Linked DNA regions of Homo sapiens: regions 1, 2, 3 and 4 are each linked to region 5. A link is a contact called in ENCODE Hi-C or POLR2A ChIA-PET data. All regions are on one chromosome and are shown on one strand. The core of a region is the stretch at or near the end of the contact, and the rest is flanking DNA. Distances in the headings are between cores, read along the strand shown. Region 1 has its middle 100 kb from the start of IGF1R. Region 2 overlaps LRRK1 (leucine rich repeat kinase 1). Region 3 holds the start of SNRPA1 (small nuclear ribonucleoprotein polypeptide A'). Region 4 holds the start of IGF1R (insulin like growth factor 1 receptor). Region 5 holds the start of LYSMD4 (LysM domain containing 4).

What was found. Hi-C counts contacts between places; a loop is a spot of excess contacts on that map. ChIA-PET counts read pairs that join two places held with the same protein, here RNA polymerase II (POLR2A). Pooled maps may share reads with other maps.
Region 1: a pooled map shows a loop between it and region 5 (10-fold over the local background). The contact joins the enhancer-like site here to the promoter of LYSMD4 in region 5. A Hi-C loop is called at or near these places in 4 of 50 pooled maps. POLR2A ChIA-PET finds 5 or more read pairs at or near these places in 2 of 52 experiments (BJ and activated B cell).
Region 2: a pooled map shows a loop between it and region 5 (5-fold over the local background). The contact joins the enhancer-like site here to the promoter of LYSMD4 in region 5. A Hi-C loop is called at or near these places in 2 of 50 pooled maps. POLR2A ChIA-PET finds 5 or more read pairs at or near these places in 3 of 52 experiments (Caco-2, PC-9 and RWPE1).
Region 3: a map of CD8-positive, alpha-beta T cell shows a loop between it and region 5 (19-fold over the local background). The contact joins the promoter of SNRPA1 here to the promoter of LYSMD4 in region 5. A Hi-C loop is called at or near these places in 2 of 168 maps with a recorded cell type or tissue (both CD8-positive, alpha-beta T cell), 1 of 37 single-sample maps with no recorded cell type and 5 of 50 pooled maps.
Region 4: a loop to region 5 is called in a map of B cell, with 8 times the contacts of the local background. The contact joins the promoter of IGF1R here to the promoter of LYSMD4 in region 5. A Hi-C loop is called at or near these places in 4 of 168 maps with a recorded cell type or tissue (B cell, CD4-positive, alpha-beta memory T cell, CD8-positive, alpha-beta T cell and 1 more) and 11 of 50 pooled maps. POLR2A ChIA-PET finds 5 or more read pairs at or near these places in 1 of 52 experiments (CD4-positive, alpha-beta T cell).

What each region holds. Positions count from the first base shown.
Region 1 is chr15:98,547,252-98,549,951 of GRCh38, reverse strand. No RefSeq gene overlaps it. Among named protein-coding and RNA genes, the nearest start is that of IGF1R, 100 kb to the left of the region's middle. Within about 2 kb of position 1,416, at least 28 of the 41 ENCODE cell types and tissues checked have a DNase peak (open chromatin) inside an H3K27ac peak, as active enhancers do.
Region 2 is chr15:101,007,258-101,009,957 of GRCh38, reverse strand. LRRK1 (leucine rich repeat kinase 1) reads right to left here. Exons shown (of 34, transcript NM_024652.6): 7 at 895-1,121. Among named protein-coding and RNA genes, the nearest start is that of LRRK1, 89 kb to the right of the region's middle. RefSeq lists enhancers at 1,372-1,701, 2,680-2,700. Within about 2 kb of position 1,422, at least 17 of the 41 ENCODE cell types and tissues checked have a DNase peak (open chromatin) inside an H3K27ac peak, as active enhancers do.
Region 3 is chr15:101,293,824-101,296,523 of GRCh38, reverse strand. SNRPA1 (small nuclear ribonucleoprotein polypeptide A') reads left to right here and starts at 1,276. Exons shown (of 9, transcript NM_003090.4): 1 at 1,276-1,427. The coding sequence starts at 1,346. SNRPA1-DT (SNRPA1 divergent transcript) reads right to left here and starts at 1,176. Exons shown (of 2, transcript NR_186319.1): 1 at 795-1,176. RefSeq lists enhancers at 928-1,017, 1,078-1,127, 1,691-2,322 and a silencer at 1,358-1,547.
Region 4 is chr15:98,647,268-98,649,967 of GRCh38, reverse strand. It overlaps IGF1R (insulin like growth factor 1 receptor), which reads right to left and starts at 1,429. Exons shown (of 21, transcript NM_000875.5): 1 at 293-1,429. The coding sequence starts at 386. IRAIN (IGF1R antisense imprinted non-protein coding RNA) reads left to right here. Exons shown (of 1, transcript NR_126453.2): 1 at 1-2,700. RefSeq lists silencers at 1,405-1,674, 2,045-2,104, 2,165-2,634, 2,645-2,694.
Region 5 is chr15:99,732,114-99,734,813 of GRCh38, reverse strand. LYSMD4 (LysM domain containing 4) reads left to right here and starts at 1,377. Exons shown (of 3, transcript NM_001284417.2): 1 at 1,377-1,469. RefSeq lists silencers at 1,048-1,777, 1,818-1,927.

The sequences.
Region 1 (2,700 bases), core at 167-2,666, 1.2 Mb after region 5:
CCCTGCAGGGAGGCAGCTAAGGCCCGGTGAGAAGTCGAGCACAGCAGCTGCTGGCCCATGTGCTAAGCCCCTCACTGCCTGGGGCCGGTGGGGCCGGCTGGCCGCTCTGAGTGCGGGCCCGCCAAGCCCACGCCCACCCAGAACTCGCGCTGGCCCGCAAGCACCTCCCGCAGCCCCGGTTCCCGCCTGCGCCTCCCCCTCCAAACCTCCCCGCAAGCTGAGGGAGCCGGCTCTGACCTTGGCCAGCCCAGAAAGGGGCTCCCACAGTGCAGCGGCGGGCTGAAGGGCTCCTCAAGCGTGGCCAGAGTGGGCACCAAGGCCGAGGAGGCGCCGAGAGCGAGCAAGGGCTGTGAGGGCTGCCAGCACGCTGTCACCTCTCACTTCTAAACTGCCAGAGAATCCCTGAGAGGAGGCTGGTCTTCCTGACATTCTGTTCACACTATTAATTTGTTTTGCAAACCTTTTTAATGGAAGGAGAATTATATAAACCACCACCCTGCTCCTGTGTATACTATTCCACAGCATCAGCATCACTTGATAACTTGTAGAAATGCACCTTCCTCGCTGGGTGTGGTGGCTCATGTCTATAATGAGGGAGGCCGAGGCAGGAGGATGGCTTGAGCCCAGGAGGTGGAGGCTGCAGTGAGCCATGACTCCACCACTGGACTCCAGCCTGGGCGACAGAAGGAGACCCTGCCTCTAAAAAGAAAGAAAGAAATACACATTTCTGGGGCCCAATCTAGAGCGATCGAACATAATTCTGGGCGTCGGGCTCAGCGCTCTGAGTTTTGACAACCCCCCTACGCCCAGCTCATTTGAGAATGCCGGTCTGAGATGACTGATTCCCAGCTTGGAACATTTGAGTTACTGAGGTGATTGATTCTAAGAGTCAGCTGGAGCCAGGACTAGCAGACTGGGAATACATTCGTTTAACAATGGAATACCATTTTCAAATCATCATGCATTTCTTTTCTGGGTGCCATCTCCTGTGCAGGGGAGGACTGGAAAGACAGGGAAATTCTGGTAGCCTTGGGAAGGCAGAAGGGTGGGGCTTGGCTGGCCAGGGGACGGGCGCGGAGGGGGAGGGAAGAAGAGGAGGAAGCCGCGGGGCCTCACAACCCATCTGGTTGGAAACGTCCTGCAGTGCCGCCCGAGCCGCAGGAACCGGAGCCAATTACAAGTTTATATAATAGAGTCAGTCTCCCCGGGCCTCCCCTCTCCGCCCCACCCCTGCCGGCTTTGGGGATGGGGGAGGAAACGCTTTCCGTGAAATACAGGCTGGATCTAGGACGGAGGATGCCTTTTCTGGATTGACAACTAGGGGCCAGTCCTGAGTGTGAGAAACTCCTGGGGTCCTGTTTTGGGATCCGGACACCTCGGGCGCCGCGCAGGCCTCCTTGTGCCTCGGGAGCGGCCCCGCCTACGGAACGGGACCTGGAAGGGAGGTGTCCGGGTCGAGCGTTCGCGCTGCTCCCCGCCGCACGGTGTGAGCTCGCCGGGTTTATGTAACGCCTGCCCTTCGCGGAGGACCGTGTCATGTCCGAATCGCGGAGGACGGAGGAGGCGGGGGCCTGGGCCGCGACGCCCGCCCACGTGACCGTCAGATGACTGGGGTCTAAGTTTGCACGAGCTCCTTTACCGTAACGCTGAAGGCTCCTCATCAACATCGGCTCTTAGTCATCCCCGAGTGACATTTGATATGAGCAACAGCTCAGGACGGGGAAATGGCAACGCGGATGCTGATGGAGACGAGGAACGGCTGCTGCGACCGCCTCTGATTTGGGCTGGAACGGGAGTTTATGCGGAGTCAAGGAAACCCACCGCGAAGGGTGCCAGGGAAGACCAGGGCACTTTTCTAGACAAAGAATCTTAGATTCTTTGGGGCTAGATGCAGAGAGTCCGGGAGAAACTGTTCACCGGGTGCCAGGCAGGCGGCTGACCACGCAAGCCACGCTTCAGATTTGTGGGTTGGTTTTAGAAGTCACATGAGGTCTGCCTGGACGCCCCTCCCGATCACGTCAATTATCTGTCACAACTTCTCTGTGCGCCCCAGGGACCAGCCCCATGCCCCCAGCGGGGGAGTTGGTTACAGCTGCAGAATCCCGGCCCCACCCCGCCTCCAGAGCACGAGCCTGCGCTAGAAGGATATCACCAGGGGATGGGGGGGAATGCGAGGGGGGCGGGGAGGTGGTCACGGATGCAGAGGCTGTCCTGGCTGCTGAGGCAAAAAGCCCGTCCCAAGCCCTGCATGGGCTCCTACTGCACTTCAGGATTTGGGGGAATGCAGAATCGTGGTCTTTGAGTTTTCATTAATTCAATAAAGATTTCTCAAAAGCCTAAATTCTAGACCCAAGACAGTGGGAATTAAACAGGGCTGAATATGACGCTATTGGCTATACCAGGACCACGCCTGAGCATTGCATGCACGCTCCAGCTATGCATAACTTATTTATTTTAAAAGAAGGAAGGAAGAGAGGGAGGGAAACAAGGTGTTTCTTAAGAGTAGAGGAGGGGAGAGGCAACTTGTTGCTTTCACTGGCAACAGTTAACTCCATAAGCAATTTCCTCACTTAAAAGAAAAACAAATGAAGTAGAGTGGTAGGCTTTTGAAAGGAGGAGCAGAGAGCTCCGGTGAGTGGAAACCTAGCTTTTATTCACCTTAGGGCCTTGTTAAAACACATTTGCCTTGAGATAAAAGGG
Region 2 (2,700 bases), core at 173-2,672, 1.3 Mb before region 5:
GTTTTTCATTTTAAAAATCGATTCAACCCTTTATGGAATGAGGACTTGCAGTTATGTGTCCAAAAGAAATCAGGCCAGGTGCGGTGGCTCATGCCTGTAATCTCAGCACTTTGGGAGGCCGAGGCAGGCGGATCATGAGGTCAGGAGGTCAAGACCATCCTGGCCAACACGGTGAAACCCCGTCTCTACTAAAAATACAAAAATTAGCTGGGTGTGGTGGCATGTGCCTGTAATCCCAGTTACTCGGGAGGCTGAGACAGGAGAATTGCTTGAACCAGGGAGTTGCAGGTTGCCATGAGCCGAGATTATGCCACTGCACTCCAGTTGGGCAGCAGAGTGAGACTCCGTCTCAAAAAAAATAAAAATAAAAATAAAAAATAAAGAAATCAACTAAGGTCATTCCTCCTTCCATGCAAGCTCAGGGGTAAGGCTCAGGTCTCCCTCCAAGGCCTCCAGAAGAAGCAAGCCTGGACTGCCCACACTGTCCACCTGCTGCCAGAGTCCTGCAGAGTTAACCCTTTCTCTGAGGCCCTTCCCACTTTCCCTGGAAGGCAGAGTAAAAGCTGGTGCCTCAGAGCCCCATTGCATCCACCAGTGTGGGAAGGTTTGGCTGCCCTCATCTGATTCCTGGGCAGGACCAAGACAAGCATCTCAGGCAAGCATTCGCATGTCCCCGGGTGAGCTGTGTAAACTTGGGCCAGACAAATGATCTCTCTAAACCTCTCTGTTTTAACCTGAAAGGGAGGCTTGCCTCAGGGTAGGCAAAACTCCTTCTCCTATTTTAGCCAGAACATTTTTCCCCCAAAACCACAAAATACAACCCGGGAGCATGTGCAGGAGCACAACGGTGACAGCGGGGTCACACACGGCTCCGGTCACACCCCGGGGAGCCACCTGGAACAGATGATTTCGTCCGATGACTGCACGCCAGGCAGCTCCCCCAGGTGGTTGTCGGAGAGGTTCAGCTTCCGGAGATTGATGAGGCCCCAGGGGATAACCGAGGGGAGGGTCGCCAGGCAGTTGGCAGAAAGGTCGAGCTCCGTGATCTGGCAGGAGATGTCTATGAGCCAGTCTAGGTCTACCCAGGGCAGTCTGAGATGGGACCATTTCACACGGAGAGCCTGGTGGTGGAAAGAAAGGAAAAGCACATGTGGAGGGTGAGTTCAGGGCCCACATGGGCTTGGAATAAAGCAAGGGTTAATGCAAATGCGCGTCTGTGTGCCTGCTCCAGCCCGGGTCCCAAGAGGCCTGCACATGTCCTTCTCGGCCGCCGGCACCTGCCACGGTGGTGGGTGCAGAAGAGCTACCTGTTCCCATCGGCACCTGCGTCTCACAGGCAATCTGTGCACAGCGCCTGCAAGTCACCCTCCAACCTCCAGAGGGCGCCGGTGGGCGCGGGCTCAGTGCCGCCCCTCAAGAGGCGGCTCACAGGGAAGAGCGCGGCGGGATTGTCCACGTACAGAGGAGACCGCTGAAGCGTCCAGGCGCCTCCCCCAGACTGGAGAAGAAAGCTGACTCCCAAACCCAAGTCTCTGACCTCCCTTCAAGGCGGCCTTTCCTGTGATCAGAGGAGCTGCCGCCTGCAGCTGCCCGCACCGCGCCAGGGTGCTTGGTGGACAGGCTGCTTTCAGAGCGAGCCTGAGATACAGACAGACGATGGCCACACAATATATAAAAAACAGAACTCTGGCCCACGACCCACAGTGACCTGCCTAGGAAACCAACCTCTTTATCTATAGCAAACAGCCCGGGAAGCCAGTCTCTTGCAGGAGGCCAGCCTCTTTTTTTTTTTTTTTTTTTTTTTTTTTTTTTTTTGAGATGGAGTCTCGCTCTGTCGCCCAGGCTGGAGTGCAGTGGTGCGATCTCGGCTCACTGCAACCGCCGCTTCCCGGGTTCAAGCGATTCTCCTGCCTCAGCCTCCTCAGTAGCTGCACCACCACTCACGGCTAATTTTTGTGTTTTTATTAGAGACGGTGTTTCACCATGTTCGTCGAGCTCAGGCTGGTCTCAAACTCCTGACCTCGGGCAATCCACCCACCTTGGCCTCCCAAAGTGCTGCAATTACAGGCATGAGCCACTTCTTATCTCTAGTAACAACCCAGGAAGCTAAGCCATCATTTCCGTAAAAGTCAGTCTAAAATGGCCAGGACTTGGTTAATAACTGACCGATTCTCTAATTTTTGTCCTCACTTTCCATTTAGGACCAACCCGAGAGAGCCAACTTTGCACCCCTACCAATCCCATAGGATGCCCAGCCTGCAGCGAGGCCCCCCAGCTTCCCCACGACAACGGCCTCCCGGCAGGAGGCCCCGGAGGCCTTCCCTTTGTCCCACTAGAAAGCTCCCGCTCCTCTGCCAGCCTGTGGGTCTCTGCCACACGCAAGTCCTGGTGGCTGGCGCTCTTGCCGTTGAAGTCCTGCTAAACAAAATGTCTTTGCTCCACTCATTTCTCACTGGTCTTCCTTTATTTCCACCAGAGGGAGTCAGAAGGGCCAGCGGTTTTCCGGCATGGGGTGGTCAAAGGGACCTGGCGAAATATATGGGAGCAGGACTTTGCTCTTTCTTCCTGATTACCGAAGAATATTGGGCTCAATCAGGTTTCTGGGGAGAAGAAATCTGCTTTTGGGTCTGTTTCTTCGAAGCAACTGGAAATCCGTATTGGAAAATTAGAGGAGCAGAAATATGAACAAAAATTAGTGCT
Region 3 (2,700 bases), core at 27-2,526, 1.6 Mb before region 5:
CAGGGACTCGAAAGAACACTTAACCAAGGAAGCTATCAGAATGGGCACCATACACATGAGAAGGTTCTCAGCTTCATTAGTTATTAGAGAAAAGCAAAGCAAAGCAGTAGTGCAATACCACCACACACCCATCAGAATAGCTGAAGTTATAGAGTTAAAATGCCAAGAAGGCTGAAGCTGGAAGCCATGAAAACCCTTACACACCGCTGGAGTGTGTATATTATTTCAGCCTCTTAGCATAACTGTTGGGCATTACTTATTGATGATAGATATACCCTATGTCCCAGCAGTCCCACTCCAGGACAAACTCATGCAAACGTGCATCAGAACCACGTACCAGAAAATTCATAGTAGCATTACTCAGAATAGCCCTAACTGAAAACAACTTTGATGTCTATCAACAGCAGAATAAGTAATTTATGGTATAATATATACAATGGAATTCTCTTCAGCAGCAAAAGCAAACAAACCATCTCTGTATGCAACCTGGATGGACTCCAGACATAATATAGACTCCATGAAACTAGGCCAAAAAAAAAAGCATACTGCATGATTCTATTTATAGCAAAAGCAAGCAAACCGAATTTGTAGTGTTGAGTTCGCGGTTGCCTTTTGGGAAAGAGGGAGGCTTTCAGAATAGCGGTGTTTTGGATCCCGGTGTCGGCTACGCAGCTGTGTTCACTCTGGTCATTAATCACTGTAAATTCCTGATATGCACACTTTTATGTATATCACATTTCATACATATGAATATTCAGAAGTCTAAAGGTCACAAGCTTAACCGCAAACCCTACCGTGCCCGAGGCCGGGCTGGACTTGCGGGGCGGTGGGGTTGTCCCGGCGACCTGCCCCAGGCGGGCCACCTAGCCCGGGATCTCACACTGTAGCCCGGAGCCAAGGCCCAGGCCCGGGGCGGGCACCTGAACTGCTGGACCCTTCACTGAACCCCACGGGTTCCCGCGACGGCTGGTGGAGGGAGGACAGTCACCGCTTCCCCTCCCACCTCGAGGTGCGCTAATGCATGAGAAAGTTCCCCTCGGGTGTTTCCACATTCGCCTTAACTTTTAAACACCAACGTCTGGAATCAGGGGTCCTCCAGACTCCGAAACACACCCTAGGAAACAACCCAGAACGAGACACATCCCCTGTGCGCGCGCCACGACTTCCGGCAAGAACGCCCCCGGAGGCGTGGCTCTTCGATTGCTTCGGCCTGGCGGTCGAGCTGCGCGCGCACTCGGCGGCTGCGATTGGTGCTGCCTGGCGGCGGGGCGCGGGGCACGCTGGGACGTCTCGCTGGCGGGAGGCCACGGGCTTTCCACAGCGCGGGGGAACGGGAGGCTGCAGGATGGTCAAGCTGACGGCGGAGCTGATCGAGCAGGCGGCGCAGTACACCAACGCGGTGCGCGACCGGGAGCTGGACCTCCGGGGTGAGTCCGGGGGCGTGGGCGGCCAGTCCCCAGGCGGCACCGAGCCGCCTTATTTTCCGCGCTTTGCCGCGTGCACCGAAGGCCGGAGCTTGGCCCGCGGGCCGGTTGTCTGGGCTCCGACCGGGCTGCGCAGGGAACGCCGGGCCTGATTCTTGCCGTTGTTGCCAGATGAGCATCCGGTTAAGCTCCTGGGAGCCTTCTGTTAGCGCCGTGCCTCTTGACAGGCACGGGTGACTTCATTACTTCCTGGTGCGTCCTCGTGGGGCCCTGTTAGGCCTTGCTTGGCTGTTTCGCCGCTGGCTGTTTGAGGGCCCGGAAGAGCGGCTCATTAATGGTTGTAACGCAAGTGCAGGGCGCGGGATTGGTTCTTAATACTTGCCGCCAGATGATATTTTGAGCGTAGATAGGATATGTGTTCATTATTCCTAATGTGAGGGAGGAAACTAAGTCCCCGAACAACCGCGATTGTTTCCTCCAGTATTTTCTACTTAGTAGCTTTAATTGTCTGGCGTTTCCCCTATATGAAGACGTTTTAAAAATTGAACTGTGTCACCCAGGCTTGCACCGCCGGGTGCTGTGTGTAAGTTGTGGAAGCGCTCGCAATTATTCAGATTCCTGTACTATTTCAACCTTAGCAAGACTTGGTAAGATACTGGGAGGGCAGCTAGCTAGTTGGCATTTCAGGAGACGGCTTTAAAAGGGACGTGATAGAGCAACTTCTCTGAGGATAAGACCATGCTGTCGTAGCCTGAGATTTGTTCCCATGGGGACCTATGGCCTCGGAGCAGCATCGCTGCGGGATCTGCTTAGATTTCTTGCCGACCTTTGGGAAATCCCACTGTTTTGTGTTGTGTTGTGTTGAGATGGAGTCTCGCTCTTTCCGCCCCAGCTGGAGCGCAGTGGCGTGATCTCGGCTCACTGCAACCGCCGCCTCCCCGGTTCAGGTGATTCCTGTGTCTCAAGCCTCCCGAGTAGCTGGGAATACAGGCATGCGCCACCACGCCCGGCTAATTTTTTGTATTTTTAGTAAAGACATGGTTTCTCCATGTTGGTCAGGCTGGTCTCGAACTCCCGACCTCAGGTGATCCGCCCGCCTTGGTCTCCCGAAGTGCTGGGATTACAGGCTTGAGCCACTGCGCCCGGCCCAACTCACCACTTTTGATGATCTCTGCCATTTCTCTTTATGGAGCATGTGCAGTGTTGAGAATACGTATTTTGATGCAGTACGTGTAGTACAGCTCTGAATTGTGTCCTTTAACTTTGGGTAAGTTCT
Region 4 (2,700 bases), core at 180-2,679, 1.1 Mb after region 5:
TCCTCGCGCCTAGCCGGGAAACACGGCTGGGCTGTCAGGACGGAGAAAGAGAAAAGCCCTTCCCGCGCGGGGATGCGCGGAGCCAGGGCCCGCGGGGCTCCAGACGAACGAGCCCGGGTCCCGGGTCCGCTGCAGCCTCCCTCCCGGCAGAGCCGCCCTGCGCCCCACCCCGCCGCTCCCGAGCCCGGGGGCCCGACAGCTGCGACGGTGGCAACTCGGGTTTCGCAAACAGGGCGCAGCCCCTCGGAGGAAAAGTTCCCGCAGTGGCCGCGGGCGGCGGGCACATACTCACTTTCTCCACTCGTCGGCCAGAGCGAGAGCGCGGCGGAGAGAAACAGGAGCCCCCACAGCGAGGTCGGGGACCCTCCTCCGGAGCCAGACTTCATTCCTTTTATTTGGGATGAAATTCCCCTTTCTCAAAAAAAAAAAAAAAAAAAAAAAAGAAAAGAAAAGAAAAAAAGGAAATGAAAGGAAACAAGTCTCAAACTCAGTCTTCGCTCCCCCTCCAAAAACAAGGGCGAAGGAAACAATACTCCGAAGGCGGCGCCGCCGGGGCCCTCCGGGTGCGCGGACGGGGCGGGCGGCGCGGGGCGGCCCCTCAGCGCCGGCAGCAGCGGCCCAGGGCTCGGCGGAGTCGGGAACCCGAGGCGCGCCGGGGCGGGCTGTCGGCGTCGTCGGCCTCCATTTTCAAACCCGGAGAGGCAGGAAGGGGGGAAAACTGCAAAGAAAGGGGGCAAAGCCCAAATCTGCCTAGGCGAGGAAAAACAAGCCCGGCCCTGGCCGCGCGGGAGGCGGCCGGACGCCCGAGCTTCCGCCGCGGGAGGGCGCGACGCAGTTCGCAAGATCGCCCCGAAGTCCGGGTCACAGGCGAGGCCGGCGAGGGGCAGAAACGCGGAGTCAAAATGAATGAGCGGCTCCCCCTCCTCCTCCTCCTCCTGGCTCCGCTCGCCGCCGCCTCCTCCCTCAGCGCCGCCGCCGCCGCGGCGAGCTCCTTCCCAAATCCAGGACACACACAAAGCGGCGGGCCGGCCGCGCCGCGCTCAGCACTCCCGCCGCGCCGCCCGGCTCTGCGCCGCCGCCCGCCCCGCGCCGGCCCCCGCCCGGCCCCCGCCCGCCGCCGCCTGCTCTGCGCGGGGGCTCCGGCTCGCTGAAGGTCACAGCCGAGGCGAGGCGCGCCGTGGAGCTGCCCCCGCGCGGGAGGGGCGTGGAGGGCGCGGGGGGATCCGGGGAGCGGGGCCGAGGGTCTGCGAGCGCCGGCCGTGGGCAGGCTCGCTGGCGGCGTCCCTCTCGCTCTCCCGCCTCTCTCGAGTTCGCCTGGTGCGCTCGCTCCTCCTCGGGTTTTTTCCCTTTTTTTTTCCGCTCAGCGGAGTTAATGCTGGTAAACAAGAGCCCCAGCCTCGCCGCGCCGCCGCCGCCGCTGCCACACACTGGGGGCTCGCGCGCGCGCGCGCGCCCTGGCCCGCGCACACGCGCCCGCTCGCACACTCGAGCGGCCACCGCCGCAGCAGCGGCGCGCCGAGGGCCCGGCCCAGGCCGGCGCGCGCAAAAAACCGGAGCCCGGTTCCCCAAGACGTGCGGAGCGGAGCCCGGGCGTGGGGCGCGAGACTGCGAGGCGCCGCCCCCATCTCCCGCCCCACCGCCTCCCGCGCGCACACAGAGACACGCGCGCGTGCCCACCCGCTCCCGCCCCCACCGCACTGCGCCGGCCACCCCGCACGCGCCCTCCCCTCCCGCCCGACTCCAAAAACAATGCCCCCGCCGCCGGTCCGGTCTCGGCGGGGCAGGGGTGGGTAGCCAGGGAAAGGCTAGGCAGGGGAGGGGTGGGCAGGAGAGGGGAGGGGTGGGCGGGGAGTGCGGGGCTGGGAGAGGTTCATTGAAAACAACAACAGCGCGGCTGGAAAGCGCGTTTCCCCGGTTCTTGAAAAGCTTCATTGTTTCTTGCAGCTGTTGCAAAATAAATAAATGCGTGCATGCGGCATTTTTTTCGCTGCGTACTGGAAAGCCCGAACGTGGCGGAAGGGGCGCACCTGGGAGAAAGGGGACCCCCCCCCCAGGCTACTACGCCGGGCACTTTCACGCCAGGCTGGGGTGCCCGCGGCGTTGCGACCGTGGAGCCCGGAGTTTGGGGGCTCAGGGGGAGCGGAGGGGGAAGGGCGCGGCCCGTGTGGCTCGGCCCAGAGTGGCTCGAGGAGAGAGGACCCCGCCGCCCCTCGCGGGCCCCGCGCCCCGGAAGGGGGGCCCAGACAGGCAGCGCCGCGTGCCCCGGGCGCGTCCCCGCGGCGGCCGCCAGAGGGCGCGGCGGGCGCTGGGGAGGGCAGCCCGCGGAGAGTCGCCTCCCTCCCTCCGGGGGAGGAAATGTGGGGGCCCGGGCTGGGGGCCGACTCGGCTGGGTCGCGCTGGCGTGGCCTCCCGGACCAGCCGCCCGCCCTGAGCGCTCTCCGCGGCCTCGCGCAGCTCAGGGCTCCACCACGTGGGCGGCTGCGGGGAGCGGCCGGGGCGCGTGCACGCTGCGGGTCTCCGAAGCTCGGGGGGCGTGTCCGGGTCCCGGGGCGCCGAGGAGGGGGTGGAGGCTGGGGCCGGGAAGCCTCCCTTGGCCGCGGTCCCGACCCGGGAACACGCCGCATGCACTCGGGATCAGCGGCTACTGCGGAAACCCACCCGCACCTGTCTCGGGTCCTCCCAGGCACGTTCCTCTTGCTT
Region 5 (2,700 bases), core at 128-2,627:
CAATCACCTCCCACCAGGTCCCTCCCACAACAGGTGGAAACTGTGGGAGCTACAATTCAAGATGAGTTTTGGGTGTGGACACAGTCAAATCCTATTAGTGGGAAAAGGTTTGTGAGATCTTGTTTTAATGTTTGCTTTGTTGTTTAATCTGATTGCAAGTGAGGGTTAAAAACATTTTCAACCTGTTGACCATTTGCATTGTTTGCTGAATTATCTGCTCCTGTCTCTCTGAGGTCTCCCTCAGACCTGCTGAGGTCTTAGCATCTTTCCTATTCATATGAAGTCTCTCTCAGCGAAGGATTTTAATCCTTTGTTGTGTTCAGTTTATTTTCCCTAGGTTATCTGCTTTTTAATTTTGGTTTTCCTTTTTAAGTAGAAGCTCTGAACTTTGTGCCTTAGTGTGTGAGGTTTTTGTTTTTGTTTTTTTTTGAGATGGAGTCTCCCTCTGTTGCCCAGGCTGGAGTGCAGTGGCACGATCTCGGCTCACTGCAACCTCCGCCTCCGGGTTCAAGCAATCCTCTGTCTCAGCCTCCTGAGTAGCTGGGATTACAGGCGCCCGCCACCATGCCCGGCTAACTTTTTTATTTTTTTTTATTTTTATTTTTTTAGTAGAGACGGGGTTTCACCATCTTGGCCAGGCTGGTCTCGAACTCCTGACCTCGTGATCCACCAGCCTCGGCCTCCCAAAGTGCTGGGATTACGGGCGTGAGCCACCGCGCCCGGCCAGTGTGTGAGAATTCTTCCACCACTTTTCATCTTAAGAAATCCTCGGCCACCTGACATTTGATAAACACGACTTAAGTTTTCTTGGTCCCTGTTGTCCGCATCCATGTTTTACACTCGTGGATTTCTGTTTTCTTCTCGGGGTGGGGCAATGCCTCCCCTGGTGCGGCCCTCAAAGGCCCAGGAGCGCAGATCCCGCCGCAGAAAGACCCCTCGCCCATCTGCGCCCAGCCCTTCCCCGCAGGAGGGCTCAGGGGACCCCACGCTACTGGAATCCACCCCGAGTCACAGCTACAGATCATTACCCACAAGTGGGGTCAAAGGCCTCTTTACGGGCGAGAAAGCTGCGGCTCAGCAGAAAGCCAAGCACTTTGGGAGGGAGGAGCTGAGGTGCCTTATTACTCCGAACAGACGCGAAAACAAGCCAGGGCCCGCGCGGGTAGACCTGGTAGGCGGGTGGGCGGGGCGAGGGCCACTTCCGGGGTGTGGAACCCTGTCGAGCCCCGCCCCGAGCCCCGCCCCGAGCCCCGCCCCGGGCCCTGTGGTCCCGGGATGAGCTCTCCGCGCAGCCAGGCTCGCTCCAGTGCCCGCCCAGCGCTGACTTCATTGGCTGCCTCCCCAGTCCCGCCCCCAGGGGGGCCCTGCTGATGTTCGTAGCCAATCCGCAGGCGCGGTGGCAGCTGCGGGTCGCGGGTCGCGGGTCGCGAGTCGCCGGTCGCCGGTCGCGGCGGAGCCTGGGCGCTGAGGTACCGGGGCCTGGACGAGGGGGCCGCGGTCTGGCTAGGGAGCCGCGCGGGCTCATGGCGGTACGGCGACCTGGCCTCGCTCGAGGGTTCGCGGGCGGGCCGCCCCTCCCCGGGCTCCTAGGGGGACGCTCCAGCTGGAGGGGCGGTGACCGCGACTGTCGTGGGCTGGCCCCAGGTGGCTAGGGTTGGGGGTCAGAGGTCAGAGGTTCTGCCCTCTGGAATGTTAGGGCCCCGCCCGTGGAGCCGTGGAGCCCTGGGGCCGGGCCGCTCCCCATTTTCCTGTCAGCTCTTGTTGAGGTGCCCCATCTTTTCGCAGAAGGGACTTGGAGGGAAGCGGGCCTGGAGCTGCTGCCGCCGCCCCTGAGCTCGGACGCGAAGGCTGGCCCCGTCCCCGGGCTGCCGCCGTGGTCCTGCAGGTGACCCTCAACCCCCCGAGGACCGCCGGCCGCCTCCCGCCTCCGGGCAGGCTCAGGAGCGCGCGGAGCGGGGTGTGGGCCTGTGACCCTCGAAGGCGTGGGCGGGGAGTAGGGGGTCGAGCTGGGGCCGCAGGCTGTCCCCGTACGGGCTGCTCCCCTGTGGCTCCGAAGCCACCTTTTTCTGAAGTTGTCAGCCCGCGTGTTTGAGATTTCGTTTCTGGAATCTCACGCGAACAATCTGGAGAGAGGAACAGGGGTCTTGCGGCTTTGGCTGTTGACTCAAGGGGAAAATAAAAACCAGACAATGGGGATGTAATGAATGCAAAGTGACCCGTGAGCAAACTGGACGCTTTTCTCCGGCTGACAGGCATGAGTTCTCCCCGTAGCTTGCCCCACATACTGTGAGTTAAACTGTGTCAAAGTAAGAGCAGTTTAGCCCCACAGTTCTGAGCAAGAGTCCTTAGCGCTGACCTTCTTAGTGAAGATACTTTGCAATGTGTAAAATATTGAATACAAAATTATTGTGCAAAGCTTCTGAGTTGAAGATTCTGAGTGCGCGGAGGCTGGCGGCAGCCCTTACTTGCCATTGCAAGGATCTCAACTTACTACTCTGAGAGCAAAAGTAGTTGTTTCTTTACAGATGTGGGTTTAGGGGAGACAGCTATGGATGAGGAACAGGGGCGGGGTTCGTTTTCTGCACAAAACGTATGCGATTAGAAAAAACAAAGGGTTTTTATTCTGCCTATCTTCTTCCATCTCAGCCAGCATAAGCACATTCTTTTTTTTCTGTTGATGATGTATGCTGAGTATTTGCA